Linked DNA regions of Homo sapiens: all the other regions are linked to region 1. The links are chromatin loops, found by intact Hi-C in ENCODE. Cell type or tissue: HCT116. All regions are shown on one strand.

Region 1 (8,000 bases):
AGTAGTCCAGTGTCACTACAGTCATGGTAAAAGGTAGTGGGATGAACAGGCGCTGTGGCTCAGCCTATAATCCCAGTACTTTGGGAGGCCTAGGCGGGTGGATTGCTTGAGCTCAGGAGTTCCAGATCAGCCTGGCCAACATGGTGAAACCCTGTCTCTACTAAAATTACAAAAATTAGCCGGGCCTGGTGGCACACACCTGTAATCCCAGCTACTCGGGAAGCTGAGGCAGGAGAATCGCTTGAACCTGGGAGGCAGAGGTTGCAATGAGCCAAGATCACACCACTGCACTCCAGCCTGGGTGACAGAGCAAGACTTGGTCTCAAAAAATAAAAAAAATAAAAATAAAAAGGAGAGAAACAGACAGATGAGCGCAGGGTTAAGAGAACAGCCATGAACACAGTACTATGCTAAGAAGTTTGAGCTTTATTATGAAGGCAACTGGAAGGCAGTAAAGATTTTTGTTTGGAAAATGATGTGATTAGTTCTATTTTAGGAAAAAACTGAACTGGTAGTGGTGAGACTGAGGACAGAGGGAGTTGAAAGGTTAATTCTTTTTTTCTTTTTTTGAGACAGGGTCTCTCTCTGTCACCCAGGCTGGAGTGCAGTGGTGTGATCACAGATCACTGCAGCCTCAACTTCCCAGGCTCCAGCAATCCTCCCACTGCAATCCTCCCACCTCAGCCTCCCAAGTAGCTGGGATCACAGGCACGCACCACCACGCCTGGCTCATTTTTGTGTTTTTTGTAGAGACGGCGTTTCTACAATGTTGGCCAGGCTGGTCTCGAACTCCTGGGTTCAAGCGATCTGCCTGCCTGGGCCTTCCAAAGTGCTGGGATTATAGACATGAGCCACGCATCCAGCTGGGAGGTTGATTTTTAATCAATATGTGAGATGATGAGGACTTGGCAATGGGAATAGTTTTGTGATTTATAAAAGTAAACCACCGGAGTTAGAGTTTGAGGCACTTTCTGATGGGTAAAGTGCATAAGAAAGTCACAGTACACAGATTTTGAGATGCTCCTCTTGGGGGTCCTATAAGGAAAGAAACCATTAAAAGAGCGCGGGCTTTAGAGTCACCAGGGTCTCAACCCTGACCCTGCCGTTTCTTAGTTGCTTAACTATGAGCAAGTTCCTTAGCATTGTAAAGACATATCATAGAACAGGTACATTGCAACTTCTGCCTCCTAACTTCTTGCAATTCTCCTCCCTCATCCTCCCAAGTAGCTGGCATTACAGGTGTGCGCCACCATCCCCCAGCTAATTTTTGTATTTTTAGTAGAGATGGGTTTTCACCATGTTGGCCAGGCTGATCTCGAACTCCGGACCTCAAGTGATCCACCTGTTTCAGCCTTGCAAAGTGCTGGGATTTCAGGTGTAAGCTACTGCACCCGGCCAAGGTACATTAATATTAACATCACAGGGTTAATGGGAATCAGTGACTGAGATGATATGAATAGTATTCAATAAATGTTAGTTTTTGTATTTTTTCCCCTCCCAGATTCTTCACTATACTTTTGGTGGTTGAGGGTGCCGTATAATTGACCTTGAGATTTAGCATTATTATAACAGTTTTTAGGTTAATTAAGGGGTTGATGAGAATGGTGACTCTGATGCTTCCCTTTGAACTTGACACAATTCTTTTCTAAATTGTGCACTTTAGTGTGGCAGCTGGTTGACACTTAAGGTGCATGCCATGCTGTTTTTGGTTTCTGCTGCCCCTCTGTTTGGAATGCCCTTCCTCCATCCCTTCCAATAGGCCAGGTTAGCTCACCAGGCTCAACTGAAGCCTCATCTCCTTCAGGATGCTTCTTTTCTCCTCTACCCCAGGTAAGGTCTGCCTTCTCTGGGTCCCCGTGTTGTTGTATAATACAATGCACTAAATGCAGTGACAGAGTGCCCCATATTTCAATGACCTGTGTGTGTGCTGGGTTCCCCTTGTGGATGACAAAGGATCAAGAACTGTGTATTATAGATGATCTTGGTGTTTCCTCCATTCCTATCCTGGGCCTGGTACATACAAAACACTCGATAAGTATCTGTTGAATAAAGAAACAAACAAATTTTAAAAATCACCCACCACCCATTTCAAGTGCTTACAAGTCACATCCACTTTCGGTCTTGAAGCTCTCCTGCCCTACTTACTAGCCTGTCTTTCTCCTCAGAGAAGAAGCTGGCATGGCTCTGAAGGAACTGATCTTATGAAAACTCTTGCGTTTCAGCCTGGCTCTACCATCATGAGCTGTGAGATCTTGGGCAAGTCACTGATTCTCTTTGCCCTTGCTTCCTCAGATGCAAAGTGAGAATAATTATGGATGTGTAGCAAGAGTTAAATGAAATAGGACATAAAAGAGTCTTACATAGTATCTGTCACATAATGAGCTTTCATCATTTATTGATACGTATCATTTTCATTATAAATTTAAGTTAGAATATAGCTGGAAATGAAAACATTCTCCTGAAAAATTTGGATCCGTCATGCAATTAACTCAGATTATTTCAATCATCCAGGGAACTCTGTTAAATTGCTTTTATTTCTACTGTTATCCCTAGAACCAGAATGAACTTCTTAATAAAAATAAAACAAAGTAAAACACCCCAGCCTCAAAGTCCTTGCCAGTCATAAATAACTTGAAAGTTATTTAAATGAAGATATATTGCCTCTATAATGGGGTGCTGTCTATAAATCAGGAAGAAAAACAAACAAATAAAAAGCCTATTAATGTGAAATGCTGACAAATCTGTGTTTTCAAGGGCCCTACAATTGAGCTTTAATAAAATACACATTCATCGTGTCTGTCTCCCAAGCCCCACAAATAAGTCTGATCACAGCGACTTTAGAAATGGATGCCTGCAGAGTCGAGGCAAGTTTTCACTCCCAAAAATGAAAACTTCTGGCTGTTTTTTAAAGTGAGTGAACTGTAGTCCTCCGGGCACCAAAGAGCTTTTATGGCTCTTTCTCACACATCAGCCCTGGGAGGCTTTGGAAAGGATGCATTAGTGTGATGCTGCCATCTGCAGCCAGGACTTTCCATATGTTTTGATAATCTGAACAAATACTGATCCTAGGCCCGGCCAGCCAGCACACGTTTTAAATGGTCTTTCAAGTTGCTTTCCTGAGTAGGGACGTACTCGTTAGTGCCAAAAGAATTTTTGGCAGACATTTCTCCCGGTTACCAAAGGAACCCATTTTAGTTTCAGTTCAAGAGAAATTTCATACAGAAGATGCTTCCACTTGATATGAGTTTTCCTGAAGTTCCATGGCACACATTTCTAGATGGTATTACTACAGGAACTTTTTCAAAAGAATGATGTTCATGTACTTGGATGATGCTACGAACTCACTTCAGAGGGCAGTTGGGTGAAGCTGTGGCACAGTCATTCATAGGCAGGTAATTCAGCCCCCGGGGTGCTGGCTTCAAATGTCACTCACAGGATTGCCCTCTGACCACTTTGCCTTGGGTTTTGCCCTTTCCCTCTGTTCTGACAGAGGCAGAAGAAAATAAGATAACAGCAGAGGGCATCAGTCTTTTTTCTAGAAAATTTTTTTTTTCTGGTTGAACAATTAGCATCCAACCAATACATAAACTGCATTTATAAAACACGCAACCCTTCCAGAAATAACCAACCAATTTCACAAAAATGAAACACATGTCTACCATTTCCATCTTTAACTTGTTTCCAAGTTTGTTTTCTTTCAGCGAAGCATTTGATCTCTTCTGTCCCACACTTTTTAAAAAATTTTTCTTGTCTCATTATGAGTCATCTTATGTTCCGCAAGCTAAGTTTGCTCCTCCTATATCTCAATTCTCATCAAAGAACAAAATAATAAAAATCAATGTTCATAATCTCCTTAAAATATCATCATCTGAATTATCTTATTTATACCTTCATAGCATCTCAGTGTATTTTACATTGAGTTTGACTAGTTTCCCAAATGTGAATAAAAATACCACAGGAAATGTATAGGTTATATTAAAAATATTAGTGTGTTGATATCCTTCCCAGCAACAGAACATACACAATTACTTGATGTTATACAACTACTTTCGGTCATCGTAAGCCATATAACTAAACCACTCTTTTCTCTCATTTGGCAGATGAGAAAAATAAGTTATGTAAGGGTTAAGTGACTTATTCAAAGTCATCTCAAGTAATCTGTGCAGACACTTAGAGATTCTTATTGTTCAGATCTGTACTGAGGTCCTTGCAAGAACATTAGTCTCCTCTTTTTACCTCTCTAGTGAGAGGTTTACTTCAAATTTTTATCTGTAAAATGGGTATCAATTTCTCAAATGGAATAGTAGGAGAATAATTTGTGACAACCCATTTAGCTCCTAAGAGATGGACTAGAGAAGAAAAATGAGATGTCAAATTGGAAAGCTTATTTAGTGTTATGGAGAAAATCTAAATTAAAAATGGTAGCTTTATGTTTTTATAGCTTTGGTAGTACATATTACTAGAAAGTCATTCAGTACAGAAGCAAGTTTTTCAGCTTGTTTATAAAATAGTTAAGAAAAAATTGGTAGCAATTTTATTGCAAAGCAAAAGGTTAAGCAGAAAAATCTAGTTAGCTCATAATCAATCCTTTGAAATACTCGGGATAAAATAGAAATATCTTAATAATTATTACTTATTGCTTTGAATCATACCTATGCTTTCTCAAGATATAAGCAGGTTTTTTTCCTTGCCTTGAAGAGAAAAGACAATTATTATCCTTCTGTCATCTTCAGGTATTTTTCTCTGGGCATGATATTTTTAATTATCCATTAGAATTATGTCTATAGAGGGAAGCATAAATTTCAAATAACTCTAAATACTTAAAATACATTCAGAAACATATAAACTTTTGCAAGCATCTTACTCATCTTTCATTGTATTATAAAACCACCAAACACACATTTTACTATTATTTTTGTTATATAAACAAAATATTTCCAAGTAGGATTTGGTAGATGGTAGATTTCAAATTAAACAAAAACTGTGCCCATAACATATATCCAATTGTTTATTAACTCTGAATGGTTTAAATTTTTACAATCAAACAAGGTATTGAATAGAAAATAAAGGGCCTATACATAATACCAGATCCAAAAACAGAAACAAGCACTAGTTACACTGTCCAGATATTTTCATTTTATGTATTTAACACATATCTCTAGTAATGGTGGTAGAACCCTGAATATGCTAAACACCACTGAACTGTATACCTTAAAAAGAGTGAATTTTATGGTATATGAATTATATCTCAATAAAACTTATTTTATTTTATTTATTTATTTATTTTTTGAGACAGAGTCTTGCTCTGTCACCCAGGCTGGAGTGCAGTGGCGTGATCTCGGCTCACTGTGAGCTCCGCCTCCCGGGTTCAAGTCTCCTGCCTCAGCCTCCCAAGTAGCTGGGACTACAGGTGCCCGCCACCACGCCCGGCTAATTTTTTGTATTTTTAGTAGAGACAGGGTTTCACCGTGTTAGCCAGGATGGTCTTGATCTCCTGACCTTGTGATCCACCCGCCTCGGCCTCCCAAAGTGCTGGGATTACAGGTGTGAGCCATTGCACCTGGCCGCAAAACTTAAAGAACACGTCTAGCTAAATATTCTGTAGGAAATAATACATAATTTTTTTCCTTGCTAGCACAGTATTTTAGAGTAGATACAAAAATGAAATAAACAAAGTGTTCGTTGCAGCCCAGATAAAGTGATGCTATTTGCTCAGAGTAGGATATCTTTTGTGCTGTATTTACAAGCCTCAAATTCTGATTTCAAAGATTTGTGTGAAATTCCCACTGAAACCAGTGACCATTACACTACATAGCTTAGGGTATAATTTGGCACATTCTGCAGTATATTTGTATTTTTAAAGGATTCTTTGTTACAACTTTCATCTGCTTTTGTTTAACTGACAAAAAGATCAGGAAAAGGTCATGATATTTCTTTAAAGAAAAGTCTGGATAAAACATGAAAGTTACCCCAGTACAGCAATACAGATTTGCACTCACTGAAAGTTTTTGGAAATAAATATTGTATGCACTCTCCATTTGGATTTTGAAAGGAGGAGTAGTTAGAAGATTCATTCTTTTCTGAAAAAATGGTTCTGATCGTATCAAAGAATCTTAGAGTCAGAAGCACTTTAGTGATAATCTGGTTAAATCCAATGCCATCCTTGATGAAGTAACAGAGACCCGAAGAGGTTAAGTAATTTACCCAAGGTCACACAGCAAGTTAGTGAAAGAGCCAGATCGAGAATGCGTCTCCTAATTCCCTGACCAAAGCTTTTCATCCTCTCATTCCCTAAACAACTATCGTCTGGGGAAAATTAAAATTTGTTAGGTGTCCCCCATCAAAAAAAATTGTATTCATCATAATCCCACATACAGCAGGTACTTAAGAAGTATTTTTAAATTATGAATTATCTTCCATCTATTTTTACTGGGTTTTTTTACACAACAGTTTTGCGAGATATTTTGTAATTAATCTCATAATGAAGAAAATTGGACAGAGAGGTGTTAAGGAGAGTTATGGAAGAGATCAAACAGCAGCCACATCTCCTTCCAAATTCCATTGTGCCTCATGAAATCTCAAGAGAGTTTCAGAAATCAGCCATGTGATTGAGCCATGAAATGAACAGGATCGTGCTCTGTTAGAGAGTGTAAGCTGAAACAATCGTCCTGGAAAACGCACAATTTCTATCAAGAGCCTTTAAAATGTTCTTATAAAATAATCTAATAATTCTATCTCTGGTAGCCAATTATATAAATGTAAACCAAGATGCAGAGACACAAGTTTGCAGAGAAGTGTTCATTGCAGTAGTACTCATGATAAAGTGATAAACATCAACAAGGGAATAGCTAACAATACCATAGTATATTCATTTGATAATTACCACTGTAGGCTAATAAAAGGAAATTAAGAAGAATTTAACACCAAACATTTTTTATGTGACAATGTGAAGTTTAAAAAGCAGAATATAGGATTGTATATATGGTATGTTTTTTAAAAACGTAAAAACCCATGCACAGAAAAATATGTTGGTTGTCTTTGGGGCATAAAAATATGGGTGGTTTTTCTTATATTATGCATGTTTTTAATGAAAAAATATGTATTGCTTTTATAGTAGAAAAATCTCTAATAAATATTATTAAAAATAATAAATACTGTTAAAACAAACATAATATGAGCTAATTGATCAAAAACAAATCCAGAAAATATAATTAGAATCTACCATTGGAATAAAGTATGTAAGGGCTTTGGCTTCCGATGCCCTAACATTACATCACGTTATCCAATGCCATAATTTCTGATGTTGTTGCCAAGTGCTTTTTTTTTTTTTACAGAATCACACATAATTAGTAGCTAACTATATATATCGTTCTTTGAGAGTCTAAAGAATATCATTCACTCTAGAGCTTGTAAATATTTCATTCAATTGATTTGCTTGATCAGACCACACCAATTAAAAGCAAACTGCATATGTCTCCCAAACTCAGTTCAGGGGAAGGGGCTCCTCTAGTTGCCTCCTGTGAGGTTTCCTAATTTAAGTCAGTCCCTGTTTTACTACACATGGTGAAGTCGTGTTATCTCTTTGGACTATACCATCATCTAAACTCACACAAAAGCACGAGGGGCTGTAATCCCTCATTCCACAAAACCCCAAGTTAACCAAAGTTGTCACACATAGATCTGGAAAGATGGCAAACTCTTTAAAGATAATAGCAACTGTCTAAAAGGATAACAAAACATTGTTTTGAGCAAAACGAAACAAAACAAAAACAAAAAGCCAGGTCCTAGTGAACTATTAAGAGGAAATTTTCATTTAAAGATGAGACTTTGTGAAGGGAGATTTCAAAATTCCTGAGTCCCACCTCTAGAGAAATTTCCCCCTGTTGCTTATACTTTGAAATAAAAAGGCCACTAGAAGAACCCTGTCTTCTTCTGTCAGCGTGATTCACGTTCCAGCATTTGCAATGAAGATGAGCCTTTCCTGACTAGATCTCAGGAAG
Region 2 (8,000 bases), 590 kb before region 1:
AAGATTCCAGGCTCTATTAGAAACTTGTACTTTGATGGCTACCTAGAGCTTTTGTTTGTGGTGCGTTTCTGAAATATGTAGTCTTATTTGAAGACCTAATACACTGAAAAGTGTTTCTCTGACCACTTGGGGACTTTTACCTAATTCATGTTATTATAATGAAGCTAATATGCCTCATGCACATAGATATGTATATATACAGCTTTTTTTTAATTTTTAATTTTTGTGGGTACATAGTAGTTATGTATATTTATGGAGTACTTGAAATATTTTGATACAGGCATATAGTACATAATAATCACATCAGGGTAATTGGGGTATCCATCACCTCAAGCATGTATCCTCTGTGTTACAAACAGTCCAATTACACTCTTTTAATTATTTAAAAAAATTTTTTGTGGGTACATAGTAGGTAGTTATATATATTTGTAGAGTACATGAAATGTTTTGTTTTATCCAGGCACAGTGGCTCACGCCTGTAATCCCAGCATTTTGGGAGGCCAAAGTGGGCAGATCACCTGAGGTCAGGAGTTTGAGACCAGCCTGGCCAAGATGGTGAAACCCCATCTCTACTACAAATACAAAAATTAGATGGGCGTGGTGGTGCATGCCTGTAATCCCAGCTATTTGGGAGGCTGAGGCAGGAGAATCACTTGAACCCAGGAGACAGAGGTTGCAGTGAGCCGAGATTGCACCACTGCACTCTAGCCTGGGTGACAGAGTGAGACTCCATCTCAAAAAAAAAAAAAAAAAAAAAAGTTTTGTTTTAATACGGGCATACAATGTCAAATAAGTGCATAGTGAAGAATGGGGTACCCATCTCCTCAAGCATTTATCCATTTGAGTTATAAACGATTCAACTGTATTCTTTTTTTTTTTTTTTTTTTTTGAGACAGAGTTTCACTCTTGCTGCCCAGGTGGGAGTGCAGTGGCATGATCTCAGTTCACTGCAACTTCTGCCTCCAGGGTTCAAGTGATTCTCCTGCCTCAGCCTCCCCAGTAGCTGGAAGTACAGGCATGCGCCACTATGCCTGGCTAATTTTTTGTATTTTTAGTAGAGACAGGGTTTCACCATATTGGCCAGGCTGGTCTCAAACTCCTGATCTCAGGTGATCCACCCGTCTTGGCCTTCCAAAGTTCTGGGATTATGGGTGTGAGCTGTCACACCTGGTCCCAATTATATTCTTTAAGTTATTTAAAAATATATGATTAAGTTATTATTGACTATAGTCACCTTATTGTGCTATCAAATAGTAGGTCTTATTTATTCTATTTAAAAATGTAGAATTAAATTATTATTGACTACAGTCACCCTGTTGTGCTATCAAATACCAGATATTATCCATTCTTTCTATTTTTCGTACCCATTAGCCATCCCTACTCCCCCCTCCTCCCTCCACTACCCTTTCCAGCCTCTCGTAAACATCCTTCTACTCTCTATCTCCATGAGTTTATTATTTTGTTTTATTGATTGATTGATTGAGATGGAGTTTCGCTCTGTCGCCCAGCCTGGAGTTCAGTGGCACGATCTCAGCTCACTGCAACCTCCACCTCCTGGGTTCAAGAGTTTCTTCCACCTCAGTCTCCCAAGTAGCTGGAATTACAGGCGCACGCCAACACACCAGGCTAATTTTTGTATTTTTAGTAGAAACAGGGTTTCACCATGTTGACCAGGCTGGTCTTGAACTCCTGACCTCAAGTGATCTGCCTGCCTTGGCCTCCCAAACTGCTGGGATTACAGGCCTAAGCTACCATGCCTGGCCAAGTTCCTTGTTTTACGTTTTAGATCCCACAAATAAGTGAGAACATGCAAAGTTTGTCTTTCTGTAAGTGGCTTATTTCACTTAACATAATAACCTCCAGTTCTGTCCATGTTGTTGCAAATGACAGGATATTATTCTTTCTTTTTATGGCTAAATAGTACTCCATTGCGTATATATACCATATTTTCTTTATCCATTCATCTGTTGATGGGTCCTTAGGTTGCTTCCACATCTTGGCTATTGTGAATAATGCTGCAATAAACATGGGAGTGCAGATATCTCTTTGATATACTGATTTCCTTTCTTTCGAGTATATACCTAGCAGGGGAATTGCTGGATCATACGGTAGCTCTAGTTGTAGTTTTTTCAGGAACCTCCAAATTGTTCTCCATAGTGGTTGTATTAATTTACATTCCCACCAATAGTGTATGAGGGTTCCCTTTTCTCCACATCCTTGCCATCGTTTGCTATTACCTGTCTTTTGGATAAAAGCCTTTTTTTAAACTTGAGGGAGATGATATCTCATTGTAGTTTTGATTTTCATTTCTGTAATGATTATTGATGTTGAGCACATTTTTGTATACTTGTTTGCCATTTGTATGTCTTTTGAGAAAATCTATTCATATCTTTTGCCCATTTTAAAATAGGATTGTTAGATTTTTTCCTGTTGAGTTGTTTGGGCTCTTTTCTAGTTGTTAATCCCTTGTCAGATGGACAGTTTATAAATATTTTCTCCCAATCTTCGGGTTATCACTTTGTCGATTGTTTCCTTTGCTGTTCAAAATCTTTTTTAACTTGACATGATCCCATTTGTCTATTTTTGCTTTGGCTGTCTGTGCTTGTAGGGTAATACTCAAGAAATCTTTGCCCAGTTTCAATGTTCAGGAGTTTCCCAAAATGTTTTCTTGCAGTAGTTTCATAGTTGGAGATCTTAGATTTAAGTTTTTAATCCATTTTGATTTTATTTATGTGTATGGCGAGAGATAGGGGTCTATTTTTATTCTTCTGCATATGTATATCCAGTTTTCCCAGCACTAATTATTGAAGAGACTATGTTTCCCCAATATATGTTATTGACGTCTTTGTTGAAAATGAGTTCACTGTAGGTATGTAGATTTGTTTCTTGGTTCTCTGTTCTGTTCCATTGGTGTATGTGTCTGTTTTTATGCCAGTACCATGCTGTTTCAGTTACTATACCTCTGTAGTATAATTTGAAGTCAGGTAATGTGATTCCTCCAGGTTTTTTTTTTTTTTTCTTTTTGCTCAGGATAGCTTTGGTTATTCTGGGTCTTTTGTGGCTCTATATACATTTTAGGATTTTTTTTTCTATTTCTGTAAAGAATGTCATAGGTATTTTGATAGGGATTGCATTCAATCTGTAGATTGCTTAGGGTAGTATAGACATTTTAACAATATTGATTCTACCAATCCATAAACATGGAATATCTTTCTATTTTCTTGTGTCCTCTTCAGTTTCTTTTTATCAGTGTTTTGTAGTTTGCATTGTAGAGATCTTTCACTTTTTTTGTTAATCGCTAGTTATTTATTTGTAGCTATTGTAAGTGGGATTACTTTGTAAATTTCTTTTTCAGATTGTTCACATTTGGCATGTAGAAATGCTACTGATTGTTGTATGTTGATTTTGTATCCTGCAACCTTACTGAATTTGTTTATCAGTTCTGTTAGTTTTTTGGTGGAGTCTTTAGGTTTTTCTGAATATAAGATCATATGATCTGCAAACGAGGCTCATTTGACTTTTTCTTTTCGAATTTGGATGCCTTTTATTTCCTGTCTGATTGCTCTGGCTAGGACTTCCGGTACTTTGTTGAATAACAGTGATTAAAGTAGGCATCCTTGTCTTGTTCCATATCTTGGCAGAAAGGCTTTCTGTTTTTCCCTGTTCAGTAAGATACTAGCTGTGGGTCCATTGTACATGGCTTTTCTTCTATGGAGGTATTTTCCTTCTATACTCAGTTTTTTAAGAGTTTTTATTATGAAGTAATGTTGAATTTTTATCATATGTATTTCCAGCATCAGTTGAAATGATTATATGGTTTTTATCCATTATTCTCTTGATAGAACATGTCACATTGATTTGTGTATGTTATACTGTCCTTGCATACCTGGGATAAATTCCACTTGGTTGTGATTTTTTTTTTTGATGTGTTGTTGAATTTGGTTTACTAGTATTTTGTTGAGGATTTTTACATCAATGTTCACCTGGAATATTGGCCTCTAGTCTAGTCTAGTCTAGTCTTGTCTGGTCTTGTCTTTTCTTTTCTTTCCTTTTCTTTTCTTTTTCTTTTTTTTTTTTTTTTTTTTTTATGTATGTGTTTGGTTTTGGTTTCAGAGTAATAAAAGCATTGTGGAATGAGGTTAGAAGTATTCCTTCCTCCTCTATTCTTCTCAATAGTTGGAGTAGGATTGGTATTAGTTCTTCTTTAGATATTTGGTAAAACATCTAAAATTAAGCAGTGAAGCCATTGGTCCTGGATTTTTCTTTGCTGGGAGACTTATTACATCTTCAGTCGCATTACTTGTTACTGGTTTATTCAGGTTTTGGATATTTTCATGATTCAATCTTGTTAGGTTGTACGTGTCTGGGAATTTATCCATTTCTTCTAGATTTTCCAACATATTGGCATATAATTGCTCATAGTAGCCTCTAATGATCCTTTGAATTTCTGTAGTATCAGTCATAATGTCTCCTTTTTCATCTCTGATTTTATTTGAGTCTTCTCTCTTTTTTTCTTAGTTCAGCTAATGATTTGTCAATTTTGTTTATCTTTTTAAAAAACCAACTTTTCATTTTGTTAATCTTTTGTATTCTTCATTTCAGTTTTATTTATTTCTGCTTTGATCTTTATTATTTATCTTCTACTAATTTTGGGATTGGGTTCCTCTTGCTTTTCTATTTCTTTAAGATGCATTGTTAGATTGTTTATTTGAAGTTTTCCTTTTTTTTTATTTAGGTGCTTATAACTATAAACTTCCCTCTTAGTACTGCTTTTACTGTATCCATATATATATTTTCATGTTAAGTTTCATTCACAAATATCTTTATTCTACTGTGCTTTTTCTCTTGTCTGGATTTTTTAAAACACTATTTGACAATTGTTTTAGGTGGTGGAAAATTAATTTAGTCAGTGTAGAAAACTTAAGTATCTGTGAGCTGCCTTCCTTTTAGAGGCTATGCTTAAAAATGCTTATAACAGTATCAAATTTTCCTTAGCTTTCTTTAATTTTTTTCTGAAATAAGTAAGTGGAGATATTTTTGCTCAAGTTGTCACCAGTTGACTGATATTGAGATAAAGGTAGTAAATTCAATTTGCTAATTCAGAAATACTGGAGATTCTTTATTCACTGTATGATAAGTGTCATACAAATTAACTTTCCCTGGCTCAGGTCTGTGGCTCACCACTTGTTTTTTGTAAATAAAGTTGTTTTTTTTTTTTTTTAACATAACTGCACTCATTTACATATGTTCTATGACTGCTTTGACAGTCCAAGAGTAGAGCTGAGTAACTGCAACAGACAGTGGAGCTTTTACATCCTACAAGGCCATATGGCCTCTTACAGAAAAAGCTTGCAGATACATGAGCCACTGCAGATACATGAATTATTGTTGTTATCAGTTATGTGTGTGTGTTGGGGGGCAAAGGGCATTGAGTGTTTTAAGATCTTCTTTCTTTGCATTTCACCTCTCTTCAGGATCCTGTATCCCTGACTATTGAAGTAACATTCTACCTAATGGAGTTTTGATCAACAGTCATTGTGAAATGCATCTGTAGAGTAAATTTTTATTTATTACCTGATCTTAGGTACATTTGGTAATGAGGCAATCATTTATATTCATATTTGGTGATGTGTGATACTCTTAGAAAAATCCAAGTAGTTTGAGACATTTTTGTATCTTTTCTTATCTCATTTCTAGGTACAGGACATCTGCTTCAGCCATGACTGTCGCTGGGTTGTGGTCAGTACTCTCCGGGGTACTTCCCACGTTTTCCCCATCAACCCTTATGGTGGCCAGCCTTGTGTTCGTACACATATGTCACCACGAGTAGTGAATCGCATGAGCCGTTTCCAGAAAAGTGCTGGACTGGAAGAGATTGAACAAGAACTGACGTCTAAGCAAGGAGGTCGCTGTAGCCCTGTTCCAGGTCTATCAAGCAGCCCTTCTGGGTCACCCTTGCATGGTAATTTTCTCTGTCTCCACTGTTATCTTGAATCTTCCTTCCCTTTGTCCTTATTTTTACAGATCTGGGATAAAACTAAACTTGTTATAGTCTGTTCATGTAAAAAGAAGATCTTAGGCTTATATGAAATTCTTAATTATTAAATAATTTAATAAATTGGAGCCAGTATAGTAATGGTGATCTTTACCATGCTATTTTAACTCCCTGTTTCAATATATAAGGGATATTTGGTATCATATTTATGGAATATAAAACTTGGAACTATTTTTATAACTTCAGAGAACTGAACATCCTTTTTACTTATCTCTTCCAGAACATTCTATGTTCAATGGGACACTATAGTTTATTAAGAAATATTCATTGTTGGAAAGAAATAGTCATGGGTAATGTGTATTTTAGATAGAGCAGCATTTGCTTTTTTTTTTTTTTGAGACGGAGTCTTGCACTGTAGCCTGGGCTGGCATGCAATGGCGTGATCTCGGCTGACTGCAACCTCTACCTCCCAGGTTCAAGCAATTCTCCTGCCTCAGCCTCCCGAGCAGCTGGGATTACAGGCATCCGCCACCACGCCTGGCTGATTTTCAGTATTTTTAGTAGAGATGGGGTTTCACTATGTTGGCCAGGCTTGTCTTGAACTCCTGACCTTGTGATCCACCTGCCTTGGCCTCCCAAAATGCTGGGATTACAGACATGAGCCACCGCACCCAGCCTGCATTTTATTTTAAAATGGGATTGGCGGGATTTCTGCTGTGTATCTCAGTAATTTATCTTAGAGCAAGTAGCTGTGTAACCATCATCCCAATCAATAAATGGAACATTATTGGAATCTCTCTTTTGCATACCTTCTCCATAACATTAAACCACAATTCTCATTTTTATGGTAACCACTTCTTTACTTTTTAGAATATTTCTACTCCTAAGCAAGTGTCCTTAAACACTATTGTTTCCATTTTATGTAAATGGAATTGTAGAGTATGTATATTTTGATATCTTTGGCTTCTTTAACATTATATTTGTGAGATTCAGTTATGTTGTTGCAGGTAGGTTTAGTTCATTTATTTACAGCTCTCATTTATTCCATTGTACTTCTGTTTATTTATCCTTTCTACTACTGCTGATGTACATTGCATGGTTTCAGGTTTGGGGATAATATGTATACTAATTTTTGAGTGGAAATTCTTGATCATAACGTAGTTGAATCTTAACCTTGATAAATAACACTGGAGTGGTTGTACCGTTTCATTCTCACTAGAACGACAGAAAACGTTGACATTAGATCACCTTTTCTGGAGCATTGCAGATTTCCCTTGATGGGTGACCATTTTAGGTTTTCAAGATTGGGGAATCTTATATAGAGAGATTGTGGTTACCACAGAAAGTCATTGTTATTTTATTAATTGACCTGAAATTCACATAACGTAATATTCACCATGTAAATGTGACAGTACATTCATGATGTTGTGCCACCACAACCTGTTTACAAAACATTTTCCTCACTCCAAAAGGAAACCACATATTCTTTAAGCACTTACTCCTCATTCTTCTTTCTCCTAATCCCCTAGCAAACACCACTCTCTGCTTTGTAGACTGTTACTTGTCCTGTATATTTTATATAAATATAATTATAGAATATATGACCTTTTGTTTCTGCCTTCTTTCATTTAGTATAATGTTTTTGAAGTTCATCCACATTGTAGTATATATTAACACTTCACTCCTTTTTATGGGTAAATTATATTCCATTGTAGGAATGTAACGCAATTGATCTGTTCATTCACTGAGGTACATTTGGGTTGTTTCTACCTTTTGGTTATTGTGAATAGTGCTATTATGAATATGTGTGTACGTGTATTTGAGTACTTCTATGTAATTCTTTTGAGTATGTACCTATCCTAATTTGTTTCAGCTTCTGTACTGACCACATTACACATTCTTTCGTAGTATCCGATGACTTACACACACACACACACACACACACACACACACACACACACACTCTGTAGGAAGCTTAAAGATAGACTGAAAAAATATAGGTAAA
Region 3 (8,000 bases), 860 kb before region 1:
ATTTTTAGTAGAGACGGGGTTTCACCATGTTGGTCAAGCTGGTCTCGAGCTCCTGACCTTGTGCTGTGCCCGCCTCGGCCTCCCAAAGTGCTGGGATTACAGGCGTGAGCCACCGCGCACAGCCACGAACTATGAAGATTTAAACGGTGTTCATTTATTCAGCACATGTCTGGGATATACAGGGGTAAGCACAATAGATGTGGTCTTTGCTGTCATGGAGCTAGTAGGAGAGAGAGATTTAAATAAAAATAAATGGATATACAACTTAAGTTGTAATATGAAAAAAAGCATGACATGTTAGGACAAGGAAGTGACATATAAGCTAAAAAATACTTAGGGTAAGACTGGAACAATAAACACTAAACAGAGGCTCTGAGATGAAAGCATTCTTTTCTCCATAGTTAGAAATTGATTTAGATTTCTTAAATTTTTTCTCTTTAAAGAGCATTGTAGCTGGGCATGGTGGCTCACGCCTATACTCCCAACACTTTGGGAGGCTGAGGGTGGTGTATCGCTTGAGGCCAGGAGTTTAAGAGCAGCTTGGGTGAGACCCCATCTCACCAAAACCACAAAAATTAGGGCTGAAACAGGGGGATCAGTTGAACCTAGGAGGTCAAGGCTGCAGTGACCTGTGCACCACTGCACGCCAGCCTGGGTGACAGAGCAAGACCCTCTCAAAAAAAAAAAAATAATAATAATATTGAGATAAATATCTTTATGGTCATATAATTTGGAGAGATCAATAAAAGTAAGGCTCCTAATAGATTTTCCAAATTACATTCTTTTCCAGCCATGTCAGTTATACTTACCCCATATATTTATTAATTCTTTCACTCAGCAAAGATTTATTAATTGTCTATTACATGCCAGACTGTGTTGAAGGTGCTGGGACAACACTGAACAAAACAAAGTCATTCTCTTTGTGGAATTTCCATTCTGGTAGGTGGGGAAGATAGATAATAAATATGTATCATGTTAGATGGTGATAGATAGGGTGGTTGTTGTTGCTGTGGGTTGCTCTTTTATATACGATGGTCTGGGAAAGCCTCTCAAAGACCCAGTGACATAGTGGTGTGAAGTTATCCATATGGGTATTTGAGGGAGGAACACTCCAAGCCAGTACAAACATTCTGAGGTGCAGAATATGTTTCTTTCTTTTTCTTTTCTTCTTCTTCTTCTTCTTTTTTTTTTTTTTGTGAGACAGAGTCTCTCTGTGTCACCCAGGCTGGAGTGCAGTGGCGTGGTTTTGGCTCACTGCAACCTCCACCTCCCAGGTTCAAGCGATTCTCCTGCCTCAGCCTCCCTAGTAGCTGGGACTACAGGGATGCGCCACCACGCCTGGGTACTTTTTGTATTTTTAGTAGAGACGGGGTTTCGCCATGTTGTCCAGGCTGGTCTTGAACCCCTGACCTCAAGTGATCTGCCTTCCCGGGCCTCCCAAAGTGCTGGGATTACAGGCGTGAGCCACCATGCCCGGCAGAATATGTTTCTTATATTTAAGAACAGCAAGGAGGCAGTTTAGCTGGAGTTAGGAGAGCAAAGCAAAGAATAAGAGATTATGTCCAAGAGTTAGCAGTTGGCTAGGGCTTTGTTTTCGCCCTTGTAAGGACATCTAAAATTTCAAATATACAGCAAAGTTGGACTTTTACGGTGAAATTACTTATACCCGCCATCTAGAGCAGCAGTCCCCAACCTTTTTGGCACCAGGGACCGGTTTTGTGGAAGACAGTTTTTCCACAGGGTGGGGATAGTTTCAGTATGATTCAAGCACAGTAAATTTATTGTTCACTTTACTTCTATTATAATTGCATTGTAATATATAATGAAATAATTATACAACTCACCATAATGTAGAATCAGTGGGAGCCCTGAGCTTGCTTTCCCACAGCTAGATGGTCCCATGTGTGGGTGATGGGAAACAGTGACAGATCATCAGACATTAGATTCTCATAAGGAGCACACAATCTAGACACTTCACATGCGCGGTTCACGTTAGGGTTCGCGCGCCTATGATAATCTAATGCTGCTGCTGACCTGACAAGAGGCAGAGCTTAGGCAGTAATGTGCGCGATGGAGAGCAGCTGTAAATACAGTTGAAGCTTCGCTTTTGCTTGCCTGCTTCTCACCTCCTGCTGTGAGGCCTGGTTTGTAACCAGTACCTGGCCCAGGGATTGGGGGACCCCTCAACTAGAATATACCCTTAAAATTTTACTATACTTTTTTTTTTCCAGTTTTTTTTTCAGGCAACCCTCAGAACCAGAAGGGGTTCATACAGCTGCCTACTGTACTTTGTCTCACATCCATCTTATTCATTGCATTTCAGAGGAAATGCAAACATCAACATGCTTTCCCCTAACTACTTTTGCATGCATATAATTAACTAGAGTTCAATATTTGGTTAGTTTTTAAATTTTTTTAGACAGAGTCTTGCTCTGTTGCCCAGGCTGGAGGGCAGTGATGCTATCTTTGCTCACTGCAGCCTCTACCTCATGGGTTCAGTTGATTCTCATGCCTCAGCCTCCTGAGTAGTTGGGATTACTGGCACATGCCACCATGCCTGGCGAATTTTTGTGATCTTTTAAATTTTAGCTATTTTGGTAGGTGATACCTTGAGGATTCATTTAGCATTACCATTTCCCTGATGACTAATAATGTGGAGTACTTTTTCATGTTTCTTGGCCATTTATATATATTTTAGCAATTATTTGTATAATTTTTTTGCCCATTAAAAAATTTAGTTGTAGGCTGGGTGCTGTGGCTCACGCCTGTAATCTCAGCACTTTGGGAGGCCGAGGTGGGCAGATCACGAGGCCAGGAGATCGAGACCATCCTGGCTAACATGGTGAAACGCAGTCTCTACTAAAAATACAAAAAAATTAGCCAGGCATGGTGACAGGTGCCTGTAGTCCCAGCTACTTGGGAGGCTGAAGCAGGAGAATGGCGTGATCCCAGGAAGCGGAGTTTGCAGTGAGCCAAGATCGCGCCATTGCACTCCAGCCTGGGCGACAGAGCGAGGCTCTGTCTCAAAAAAAACAAAAACAAACAAACAAAAAAACTTAGTTGTAGAAGCCATTGGAGGATTTTTGAATAGAGGTAATATCACTTTTAAAAATAAGAAAGGTATGTGAAGAGCAGATTTGGGTGGAAAGGTAGTGAGTTTGGTTTTAAATGTGTGAACCATAGACTGTTGCTGGTCCATAAACTGGTGATAGCGAATCGTTTGTTATTGGCAGCAAAAAGGTAAAGTGCAGAAAATGAGAGTAAGCCTTTCAAAACCTATAGTATTCGCCAGTGCACACTATCCAAACATATGTATATAGTTTACAGAAGTATCATTTGTGCCAACTTTTAGAAAAATCAAAAAATAATTCGTCTTTTATGACAAACAGTTTGAAAAACACTATCATCAAGACATCCAGTTGGAGAAGGAGTTTTTGATGAGTATGTTTAGACATGCAATCATGTATTATTTTATTTCACACAAATAACATTTCTGTGATTATTAACATTCATTTTAGCATTATACATTCTTTGTAGTCATGAGAATAAGATACAGAATTTTCAAGGAGGAGATTTGAATTGCAGGATGAGGAGTTGAACTTATTCTTTCAGCCATAATAATTTGGACTCGTTGAGAATCTTTTGGTAACATACATTCCAAAAGCTGTCTGTAATATTGATTTTGTGGTTGCAGTGGGATGAATAGCAGGAGAAAAGAAAAGGTTATAAGGCTAGTTAGGAGTGAATTTCAACACTGTCTAAATGTTAGATGTTGAGAGCCTGAACTAAGTTTGTTGTTGTGAGAGGATTACCAAAAACCATGGTAAGTGGTTAGACGTTTAGAAGAGAAGAAAGTTAAAGATGTTTCCAGAGTCTTGACCTGGGGACCAGTGCTGCTTAGTATGAAAGATGGCATCATTTTAGCAGAAATAGAATTTGATTATTAGACTTACACTATGTTAAAAATCATGTAAAGCAAAAATTGTATAGCATATTGTCTTATAAGTAATAAAGGGTTCTCACTTAAAGTTTCAGTGGTAAAAGTCTTCTGATATTTTCGCATACTTTTTGCTATCTGTTTAAATGGCAACTTAGTTTTCTTTTCTTTTCTTTTCTTTTTGAGACATAGTCTTGCTCTGTCACCCAGGCTGGAGTGCAGTGGTGCAATCACGGCTTCGCTTCCTGGGCTCAAGCGATTCCCTCACCTCAGCCTCCCGAGTAGCTGGGACCACAGGTGTGCACCACCATGCCCAACTGATTTTTGTATATATATATTTTTTTGTAGAGATGGGGTTTTGCCATCTTGCCCAGTCTGATCTTGAACTCTTGAGCTCAAGTGATCCTCCTGCCTTGGCCTCCCACAGTGCTGGGATTACAGGCATGAGCCACTGCGCCCAGCGTCTTATCTTCTTTTGAAATGCTTATTTTTTTCTTAAAAAATGGAGAATATATTTATTACATCACCTAAAATATGGCAGTTGTATTGTGTGAAACAGTATACAGTTGGCCCTGGATATCCATGGATTCTGAATACGTGCATTCAGTCAATATGGATAGAAAATATTTGGGAAAAAAGTAAAAAATAATTCAACAATAAAAAATAACACAAATAAAAATGACAGTATAGCTATTTACATAGCACATTGTATTAGGTATTGTAAGTAATTTAGAGATGATTTAAAGTATATAGGAGGATGTGCATAGGTTTTATATGCATAGGTTATGTGCAGATACCATGCCATTTTATAAAAGGGACTTAAGCATTGGAGGTTTTGGTGTCCACAGGGATTCTGGAACCAACCCCATGTGAATACAGAGAGATGACTGTATTTTCTTTTCAAAAGTTAGTATTTGTAGTGTTTTCTTGGAGCTGTGTATATGCGGTACTTCAATGACCTAACACTAGGTGTCGCTACCACATTGAGCTAAGAAAAGTGCGGCTGCTCCTTGAAAGGAAATTTTTGCCCTAAAGCTTTTTGTGTAGTTTTTATACACTAAAAGCTTTAGAGCAAATATGCAAGGGCATTCTTGAGGTAAATGCCAATTAGTCTACTATTTATTAGAGGTTGGGTGCCAATAGACCTTGCCATGTTAAGATTGTTAGCCAGGAAACAGTTTTTATGGGTTTCATTTGGGAGTAATATAAAGTTAGTGATTTGGGTACACTGGCAAGCAGAGAGAGGTTGAATATGGATGAAGTCCAGTGAAAAAAATTGCCTTTGTTGAGAATAGGACCTTATTTTGTTTGGTGCATTCTCTTCTTCCTGGAAAGAGAATAGGTGGATCCTTAGACTGTAGATACAGTGGGAGGACATTGGTTGTTATGGATGAATAAAAGCAGAAATGAAGAGTAATACTGAAGTAATTTCTGGAATTTAACCATATTGGTGGATTAAAATATCTTTTCCTGTAGTATGTTTCTTAAAGTATCACTCCAGAGAACTCTTGCATCTGAAACTTAATTTTTCCCTGTGTGCGAATAGTGGCGTGACTCTTGTTGATTTGACATAGGCAGTAGACATTACTGTGAGTTTGAAATTTATCATTGTAAGTTGGACTCTTTCTTACTTGAGATCTTTTTGATGATTTTCTACTCTAAAACAATATATTATTTGGACCTAAGCTGATTTATAAGTCTGTGGAATGCAATTTTTTTCTGATAAATGTTATTGAATATACATACAGTAAAATGCACAAATCTGAAGTGTACAGACTGAAAATATATATATATATAACCTTCTAACCATCATCCTGGATTAAGATCTAGAATATTTCCAGTACCTCAAAAGAATCCCTTGTGCCACTTCCTTGGCAGTACTACCCTCTTTCCACCTCCAAGTAACCATTATTCTGCTATTCTGACTTCTATCACCATAGATTCTTTTTTTCTATTCTTGAATGTCTAAGAAATATGGTCATAGATTTAAAAGGTATGCTCTTATGTTCTGGCTTGTCTCTTAACATTATGACTGTAAGATTTGTTTTTATGCTATTGTGTGTAACATTAATTTTGCTGTGTTGTATCTATCATATGAATACAATAAATTTTGAAAAATCCATTATATGACTGATAGACATTTTTGTTCCCAGTTTTTGAGTATTATTAATAAAGTTGCTCTGAAAATTCTTATATATGGTAATTTTTCATGGATGTAAACAAAAAATGGTAATTTTTGGTGTACGTAAACACTCATTTGTCTTGGGTGTTGACCTAGGCGTAGATTTATTGTGTCATAGGATAAGTACATGTTTACCTTCAGTAGGTACTGCCAAATAGTTTTCAAAAGTGTTTTTGCCAACTTTGTACTCTCACCAGAATTATGTGGAAGTTCTGTTTGTCCTGCATCCTCAGCAGCACTTGGTATTGTCAGTCTTTTTGATTTTGGCCATTCTGTTGCGGATGTGTTGATATCTTCTGTGAGGTTTTAAAAATGCTTTTTAGGGGGCTGGGTGCGGTGGCTCATGCCTGTAATCCCAGCACTTGGGGAGGCTGAGGTGGGTAGATCACGACGTCAAGAGATCAAGACCATCCTGGCCAACATGGTGAAACCCCGTCTCTATTAAAAATACAAAAAGTAGGCAGGCATGGTGGTGGGCACCTGTAGTCCCAGCTATTTTGGAGGCTGAGGCAGGAGAATCACTTGAACCTGGGAGGTGGAGGTTGCAGTGAGCCGAGATTGCGCCACTGCACTCCAGCCTGGTGACAGAGCGAGACTCTGTCTCAAAAAAAAAAAAAAAAATGCTTTTTAGGCTGGGCACAGTGGCTCATGCCTGTAATCCTGGCACTTTGGGAGGAGGTGGGAGGATCCTTTGAGATTAGAAGTTTGAGACCACCCTGGGCAACATAGACCCTGTCTTGACCAAAAATGTGGCATGTGCCTGTGGTTCCAGCAACTCAGGAGGTTGAGGGGAGAGGATCACTTGAGTCTAGGAGATCAAGGCTGTGGTGAGCTATGATCACGTTACTGCCCTCCAGCCTGGGCGACACAGGACACAGCAAGACCCTATTTCAAAAAATGCTTTTTATTTTGCAATAAATTTCAAACTTCCAGAAAATTTTATAATGTATATAAGGTATTCCTGTTACTCATTGTGGAGATTCACCAATTACGGATTTTGCCTTATTTGCTTTGTCATTCTTTCAGTCTCTGTATCTATGCATATATTTTCTGAACCATAATTTCCATAAATTATTATTATTATTTTTGAGATGGAGTCTTGCTCTGTTGCCCAGGCTGGAGTGCAGTGGCGTGATTTCGCCCACTGCAACCTCTGCCTCCCGAGTTCAAGCAATTCTTCTGCCTCAGCCTCCTGAGTAGCTGGGACTACAGGCATGCACCACCATGCCAAGGTAATTTTTTGTATTTTTAGTAGAGACGGGGTTTTGGCATGTTGGCCAGGCTCTTCTCAAACTCCTGGCCTCAAGTGATCCAGCCGCCTCGGCCTCCCAAAGTGCTAGGATTACAGACATGAGCCATTCATTGTGCCTTGCCTGTTTTCATAAATTATTTAGTATAATTTCCTACAAATAAATATATAGCCATAGCACTGTCATCAAGCCCAGGACATTTAAATTTGATGCAGTAGTATTGTGGAAACTATTGTTCATATTCAAATTTCATCCATTGTCCCAATAGTCTACTTTATAGCTATTGTTACTTTTTCACTTTCTTTCTTTTTTTTTTTTTTTTTTTTTTTTTGAGATGAAGTCTCGCTCTGTTGCCCAGGCTGGAGTGCAGTGGTGCGATCTCGGCTCATTGCAACCTCTGCCTCCCAGGTTCAAGTGATTCTCCTGCCTCAGCCTTCTGAGTAGCTAGGACTACAGGCACCCGCCACCATGCCTGGCCAATTTTTTTTGTATTTTTAGTAGAGACGGGGTTTCACCATATTGGCCAGGCTGGTCTTGAACTCCTGATCTTGTGATCCACCTGCCTTGGCCTCCCAAAGTGCTGAGATTACAGGCGTGAGCCACCGTGCCCGGCCTACTTTTTCACTTTCTT
Region 4 (8,000 bases), 260 kb after region 1:
ATATTGTGATTATGTATAAGAATGTCTTTGCTTATAAGACATAGACACTAAAGTATTTCAGGGTGAGGGAACATCAGGGCAACAACATACTCTTAAATGGCTCAATAAAAAAAGATATTTGGATTGTACTTCCAATTTCTCTATAATTTTGTGACAGCCAAACTTTTAAAAAGCTAAAATAACCGAAAGATAAATTTACTGGGCAGACAGTTGGTCAATTAACGAAGTAGTTTTCAAAGGTAAAGTTATCTTTCCACACCCAGTATCCATGAATGAAAACGTTCTACATGACAATTGCAGATACTATCACCACTGAATAGCTACACTCATGTCGGATGGGTTGCTATACATATTTATTTCATTAATGTATCTACACATCAAGAAAACTTAGAGGAGTGGCTGAATTTTGTCAACTTTCTCTGAAATATTCACCAAGTTCACTCAATATGATAAAGAAGATTTGAAACTTTTGAGAATTAAACATTTCCACCATAGAGAATACTATGTTTTCTCCAAGCTCTCAAAAAATTATAATTACTGGGCCAGGCACAGTGGTTCACTCCTGTAATCCCAGCACTTTGGGAGGCCAAGGCAAGCGGATCATTTGAGGTTGGGAGTTCGAAACATGCCTGGCCAACAAGGCGAAACCCTGTCTCTACTAAAAATAAAAGAAATTAGCCAGGCATGGTGGCAGGCACCTGTAATCCCAGCTACTCGAGCGGCTGAGGCAGGAGAATTGCTTGAACCCAGGAGGTGGAGGTTGCAGTGAGCCAAAACTGCACCACTGCACTCCAGCCTGGGTGACAAAGCAAGACTCCACCTCAAAAAAAAAAAAAAAAGCCATAATTATTGGAGCTGAAGGACATACTCAAGCAATTAGTCATCCATTCTATCATCCTACCCCTAGGCAAATTTGCAGACAAGGCAAGAGATTCACACTAACTCCACTAACCTCTGGCCTAACTTAACCAAGATTACAATAGTATAGAACGGGCTGGCAAACTTTTTCTCTAAAAGGCCAGAGATTTTCCTGCTGGCTGAACATGAAAAGAAAGAAAAGAAAAATACATAAATAGACAGAGTATATATTTTAGGTTTTGTGAGCCATATGGTCTCTGTCACAACTACTCAACTTTACTGTTATAACGCAAAAGTTCCACAGACAATATGTATAAACAAATGTAAAATGCGTTCAAAAAAACTTTATTTATAAAAGCAGGCAGCAGGCTGTATTCTGCCCATGGGTCATAGTTTGCCAACCACTGGCATAGGAAAAAAGATTACGACAAAAAAGTATCCATCAAAATAGACCTGCTAAATTTTACTATGACCGTGATATATTAGGTGAAAAATAAAAGCTATATACTATAATCCTAATTTTGTGTGTGGGGAGGGAGTATATATGTAATATATGTGTAATATATGTCATATATACTACATAACAAATATATGTAATATATACTACAGTATCAACCCCTTTACAGGGGTTGAGCTCTGTACAACACCTGATTGCAGGAGTGAGCCACCACGCTCGGCCCAATAATTACGATTTTTTTGAGAGCCTGGAGAAAACATAGTAGTGTTCTCTATGGTGGAAATGTTTACATATATACTCAGTTGATACTGGGTATATATGTAATATATACTACGTAACAAAAATGGCAACAAATTCTACTTATCTTTGTATATAAGCTCCCTTTCAAGGTTACTTTGTAGCTCTTCCTACCAAGATGTGAGCTTTACCCCTTGAGTCTGGATTTGGTCATGTGATTTGCTTTTGGTGACTGGAACATTAGCAAACCTGACACAAACAGACTCAAAAGGCATTTGTACACTGGGGCTTGTTCTCTTGCTGCTCTTGGAACCCTGAGGCCACCATATACATAAACCAGAATTAGCCTGCTAGATGATGAGAGAGACCCACCTCATGGTCCCAGCTGACTACCAATCAACTCCCTGAAGCAGGGCTGCCTTGCTGACTTACAGCTGACCTGCAGTTGACCACAGACACATGAGTAGGCCACCTGAGATCAGCAGAAGAAATGCCCAGCTGAGCCCACCCTAAATTGCTGACCCCCACAACAGTAAGCTAAATAAATGGTTGGTTTGTTACAGCAACAGATAACATTGCATGTGTGTGTGCACGCACATGTGCGCACTTAAGAATAGACAGCAGGCAGAATATCAGGGGTTGATATTGAGGAGACAGTTTAATTAAGGATTAATGTTAATAATTTAAGTACACATTTTGGTGGTTCCCAAATTTTCTCTTAGATGATGCTTTTATATTCAGAAAAAAGTTATTTAGAAATATAAAATTTAATTCAATATAAAAGAGTATTTTTCATTATTTCCACTAAATATTGAAAGTCTAAAAATATGGACATCTTGACCTGATGTATTTAAATGAACTGATAGATTTTACTTTCTAACAGAGAGTTTGGAGATAAATAGTTACAGGTACATAGGAAACTAAGCAAAGGACAAGACAACTACTAGCACCAAAAAAAATAAATACTGGTTTGGGGAAAGAACTGTAATAAGTTTAAATATTTATAGAATTATAACAATACAAATACCAAATGCTGGCAGGCTGAAGGGTAGAAGTAATGAGAAAGGAGAAAAGAATAGGAGGAAGACAACAGAAAGTATCTAAAACCGAAAACTCAAGAGAAAAGCAAAATATGCATGCTACTTCAAAAACTATCAGAATACAAAGGATAAATAATTGAAAATTATTTACTTCAGATAGTGGGAATTGGTGAATAATAGAATTAGGGCAGGGGTCTACTGCTTTTCTGTTTGAAGCCAAGTGGAATTCTTTGACATATTTTTTCACACATACTGTTAAAAAAAAAAAATTAAAGAGAAAAAAAAGTCCAGGAACCAATCCAAGTACATATAACAATTTAGTACATGATAACAGCAAAACTTCAAAACTGGAAAAATGATTAAGTGACACTGGGACAACTGATCAACTATTTGGGAAAATATGCAATTAGAGCCTGACCTCATACATGCATGAAAATAAATCCCATAAACAAGAGAGTTAAATGCACAAACAAAACTGTAAAAGAACTATTAAAAATATCCTTATAAATTTATAGAAACGGATCTAGAAAGATCCTCATGAAAGTGTTCATGGTGTTTCCTTCTGGAAAGCAGAAAGGGAGATGGGGTTAACATAAGGGAGAACATTTTAATTTTTATTCTGTATTGGTTTTTATAATGTTAAAGGTTTTTCAAAAAATGTTATTACTCTTTTTTTTTTTTTTTTTTTTTTGAGACAGGTTTTGCTCTGTCACCCAAGCTGGAATGCAGTGGCATGATCACAGCTCACTTTAACCTCTACCTCCCGGGCTCAAGCAATCCTCCTGCCTCAGCCTCCTGGTAGCTGGGACCACAGGCATGAGCCACCACACCAAGCTAATTTTGTTTGTTTGTTTTTTGTAGAGACAGGGTCTTGCTATGTTGCCCAGGCTGATCTCAAACTCCTGGGCTCAAGTGATCCACCTACCTCAGCCTCCCCAAGTGCTGGGATTACAGGCATAAGCCATCATGCCTGGCCAAAAACTATTTTTAAATCTGCATTAAGTCACCTGTATTTAACAATACTGTCATACCCTCTTAGGTATAAGGATCTGAGTAAAAATTGTAAGCTACAAGAAACAGTGGTGAATCATACATCTACTTAACTATGGCCATTTTTTTCATTCATTTATTCAACAAATAATACAAGTAGCTACTAGGTGCAGGCTCTGTGCCAGATGCTGGTTATAAAAAACTGAAAAAAAGAGACATTACACTTGTCCTTATGGTCAGTCTGGTAATGAGACAAACAAAACAAAAAACAGTTAAACCTACAAATAAATAAATAATTATAAATTTGGGTAAGCATTGTAAATGCTTAGATTTGGTGTTGAGACACTAAAAAAGGGACGAATCTTGAATAAATAACCTGCATGGTAATGCATATAATATGACCTGTAACAGTATAAAAATGAACTGTCATCAAAAAGTCATCTGGAAGAGTTTATTCAGAGACAGAATAGTGAGGTGGTTTAGAGGATCAATTCCAGAGCCAGACTGCCTGGGTTTTAATCCAGCTTCTACTCACCAGGTTTGTGACATGAACAAGTTATTCAAATACTCTGTGGCTCAGTTTCCTCAGCTATAATTGCGGAAAATATTAATACCTTCCTGATACGGTTGTTATAAAGATTGAGTTAAATTCTTTTATTTTGAAAACTGTCAAACCCAAAGAAAAGTTAAAAGAACATGACAATAAGCATCAACTCACATGAACCTGTATTTGCCAGGTGAATTAATATTTCTAAAGTGCTTAGCAGAGTGTCTGGCACATAACACAGTAAGCACCAGTATCAGCATATATATGCAGTTATGTTAAATAGCTATTTTAAATAAAAGTAAATTAAAACCATAAAGTAAAAGAAAGAAGGGTAGGAAGGAAGGAAATAAAAATGGGGTATGGGAGGAAGAAAAAGGAAGAAAAATAGCCTAAGGATCGCCCCAGTGTTAACACTTTGTAAGAAGGTCAACAGCGCACTCTGCTGGACCCAAGTGTCTTCCACACACCAGGCCCAAGTTATGAATTAAAATAATATGCTACTGCTACATTAAATCAAATATAATTACTTTAATTAAAGTATATAAAGAATGTTAGCATTTATTTAATGAATAAATAAAAAGCAGGTATAAGCATAAGAATATATCTGAAGACAACCCTGGCTATTGTGAGGATTTACTAAAAAAAGAACAGAATATAAATAAATCTAGAGAAAATGATTATGAATGATAGAACAAAGTAATATCAAAACGTTAACATACTATTCTAAAAAACAATGTTTTTCTTAACTATATTTTGACCATGTGGAGACAGATGCTTCACTAGAACTTTGACATATGAATTGTCAGATTAAGAAAATAAATCTGAACTGTAAGGAAAGGGATCAAGCAGGGGACACCAGAAAGTTAATTATATAAGAAAAGGTACTGACACTATCTTCCGACTTGAAAAGAGAGTTAGGAGACTAGAAATGATAGAAAAATAAAGAGACAACAATCTACTTCTCCAATCCACTAGGTGGAAACTAAATGATTTTCATAAAAACTAAGAAAATTTGAAGAACCTAAAAAGTTTAATGTCAAATTCAGGGGAAAACAGAAATCATCAAACTAATTTACCATTTAATTTATGGAAGAAGGTTTGTCAAAAGTAATGCAACTGCAGATTTGAAAAACGTGAAGACTAAGACACACCTTTGCAGGGATGAGAATTAAACCATTAATTTATGAATCCAAATAAATATTTCTATTTAAAAAATACTGTACTCCCTAGTATCATATAATAAAAAGCAAGATAGGAAAAGCGTCCTTAGAATTTAAAGGTGTTAGAATTCAATTAGATATAACGTATCTCCTGACCTCGTGATCCGCCCGCCTCAGCCTCCCAAAGTGCTGGGATTATAGGAGTGAGCCACCATCCTGGCTAACACGGTGAAACCCTGTCTCTACTAAAATATAAAAAATTAGCTGGGTGTGGTGACGGGCGCCTGTAGTCCCAGCTACTTGGGAGGCTGAGGCAGGAGAACGGTGTGAACCCAGGAGGCGGAACTTGCAGTGAGCCGATCGCGCCACTGCACTCCAGCCTGGGCGACAGAGCGAGACTCCCTCTCAAAAAATAAATAAATAAATAAATAAATAAATAAATAAATAAATAAATAAAGCATCATTAAATCTAGTCTCCCATTCTTTTTCCTTCCATATGAAGGAACTGGTTTTCACAAAAAAGTTACTTACCCAAGTCTATCAATTTACCTTATTCAAGATTATTACAAGGTCTAGATTAAAATACAACAGATAAAATGTGAGGCATTTTGGTCTGAAGAAAAAAGCAAAAATAAAAAAATATAAAAAAAAGTGAGGCATATGATCTGTCAGCATAAGAAAAGTTCTAATATATGGACTACTTTTTTTTCAATTACTTTATCCAAAAGTTTTGGCAATAAACTCATTTCAAAAGCTGCTGTATAATAAATATTAAAACTTACGACATTAATACACATGAAACTATTTTTCTTCTACTTTTCATGAAACCACCTATCCCAAAATCTACAGAAAATACTTTTATGATTTATAATAAGTCACTTTGCAAAGACTAAGAAATGTTACAGCAGAAACCAAAGTAATTTCCTACAAGGAAAAATATTTACTCCCCTATGACACCCAAAAATCCCATTTTTTAAATAAATTACCTCTACTCATATCCCCATTATTTTTTCTTATATTACATTCTTGGAAATAATTAGTCCTTGTTCTCTGAAAACCTAGATGTATTATTTAATGCTAGAAATCCATGAGAAATTTACTAAAAATTTACTTAACATACAAAAAGGAGAAACATTCATGCTCACTAAAACTATACATTTTATAATAATTATATTTCTATTATAAGTACTTATCCTATTTTTATGTTAGGAAGAAAAAAATAAAGTTGAAAATACAAATCATTTTACCTATGTATTTTTGGGTTTTTTTTTCCCATAACCTTTCAGAAAGCACATAAAATTACTTTATACGTCATGTTTTTCATCATAGACTACCATGAAAAGAAACAAATATTAGAGCTCAACCATATGTTCTTTGCATTGCAAAAGTGCTTTGATGTCTGTTAAATTTACTTTATGCATGTTTAATTAGTATGACATATATCTCTTACATCTTCTTGCAAACAAAAATTCAGTGTCACACTAGTGAAATGTTATCATTTGAGGGACTAGATTTAATTGAGAGATTTAACTTGTTCAAGAAGTTTTCAGACTTATGAGAAATTGTCAGAGGCCTATATCTTAATGTTATGAGTAATAAATCACCCACTTATGAAAAATTATTCCATTTCTAGAGATATGTAGAGTTATACCACCTAAAGCCAAGGAAGAAAATATGCAATTTCTAGCTTAAAAATAAAACAGATATAAAGATACAGATATACAATTATAGATACAGCTATATTTTACCAATGAGCAGACCATAATCAATGATCAACATATATCAGCATACTACATAACCAAAAGGAGAAATCAATCAAAGCATTAGGCTTAAAATTAAGGTACTCAACCAAGGGCACAGTAGATGTGCTTATGGTCAAGCGGTTTAGACTCAAAAGATTTCAGCCATAAACATCTTCAACAGATATCAAAAGAATTTTTGGCCAGGTTCCGTGGCTCACGCCTGTAATCCCAGCACTTTGGGAGGCCGAGGCAAACAGATCACCCGAGGTCAGGCGTTCAAGGCCAGCCTGGCCAACATGGTGAAGCCTCATCTTTACTAAAAATACAAAAATGAGCTGGGCGTGGTGTCAGGTGCTACTTGAGAAGCTACTCAAGAGGCTGATTTAGGAGAATCACTTGAACCCAGGAGGCAGAAGTTGCAGTGAGCCGAGATCGCCCACTGCACTCCATCCTGGGTGACAGGGGAGACTCCGTCTCAAAAAAAAAAAAAAAAAAAAGAAAAGGAATTTTCTACTAAACTCTAAACCTAACTCCTCAAAATTTATAATGTTGATCAGTATTATCAACAATAACATTAATAATAGCTTTCAGCAGCATTTAAAAATAAGAACTACAAGGCCAGGTGCAGTAGCTCACACCTATAATCCTGGCATTTTGGGAGGCCAAGGCAGGTGGATCGCTTAAGCCCAGGAGTTTGAGAGCAGCTTAGGCAACATAGCGAAACCTTGTCTCTAAAAAAGTTAACCAAATAAATAAAATGAAAATAAGAACTACATATTACTCCAAGCAACCTACAGATTCAATGTAATCCCTATCAAAATACCAATAACATTCTTTACAGGAATAGAAAGAACAATCCTAAGATTCATATGGAACCACAAAGACCCTGAATAGCCAAAGTAATAGTATGCAAAAAGAAAACTGTAGGCACCACGCTATGTACTACACAAAGCTATAGTAACCAAAACA

Evidence for each region. Peaks named below come from ENCODE experiments on the same cell type or tissue, not always from the same donor. Only the 100,000 strongest peaks of a DNase experiment are listed, where the experiment ranks them.
Region 2: it touches region 1 in a loop (2.6-fold over the local background); 4 of 110 quality-filtered maps call a loop at or near these places.
Region 3: a loop joins it to region 1, with 2.7 times the contacts of the local background. A loop is called at or near these places in 4 of 110 quality-filtered maps.
Region 4: it touches region 1 in a loop (5-fold over the local background); 6 of 110 quality-filtered maps call a loop at or near these places.

Annotation. Positions count from the first base shown.
Region 1 is chr17:61,572,036-61,580,035 of GRCh38, forward strand. No RefSeq gene overlaps it. Among named protein-coding and RNA genes, the nearest start is that of NACA2, 15 kb to the right of the region's middle. In HCT116, a CTCF peak has its summit at 3,030 (motif pointing left); a DNase peak (open chromatin) is centred at 3,036; H3K4me3 peaks cover 447 bases; H3K27ac peaks cover 3,579 bases.
Region 2 is chr17:60,984,274-60,992,273 of GRCh38, forward strand. BCAS3 (BCAS3 microtubule associated cell migration factor) reads left to right here. Exons shown (of 24, transcript NM_017679.5): 15 at 5,698-5,962. Among named protein-coding and RNA genes, the nearest start is that of BCAS3-AS1, 150 kb to the right of the region's middle. In HCT116, no CTCF peak of the experiment used is centred here; no DNase peak of the experiment used is centred here.
Region 3 is chr17:60,716,037-60,724,036 of GRCh38, forward strand. The region is part of intron 5 of BCAS3 (BCAS3 microtubule associated cell migration factor); the gene reads left to right. Among named protein-coding and RNA genes, the nearest start is that of BCAS3, 42 kb to the left of the region's middle. In HCT116, a CTCF peak has its summit at 4,905 (motif pointing right); a DNase peak (open chromatin) is centred at 4,925.
Region 4 is chr17:61,832,848-61,840,847 of GRCh38, forward strand. The region is part of intron 6 of BRIP1 (BRCA1 interacting DNA helicase 1); the gene reads right to left. Among named protein-coding and RNA genes, the nearest start is that of BRIP1, 27 kb to the right of the region's middle. In HCT116, a CTCF peak has its summit at 4,553 (motif pointing left); DNase peaks (open chromatin) are centred at 914 and 4,554; H3K27ac peaks cover 1,253 bases.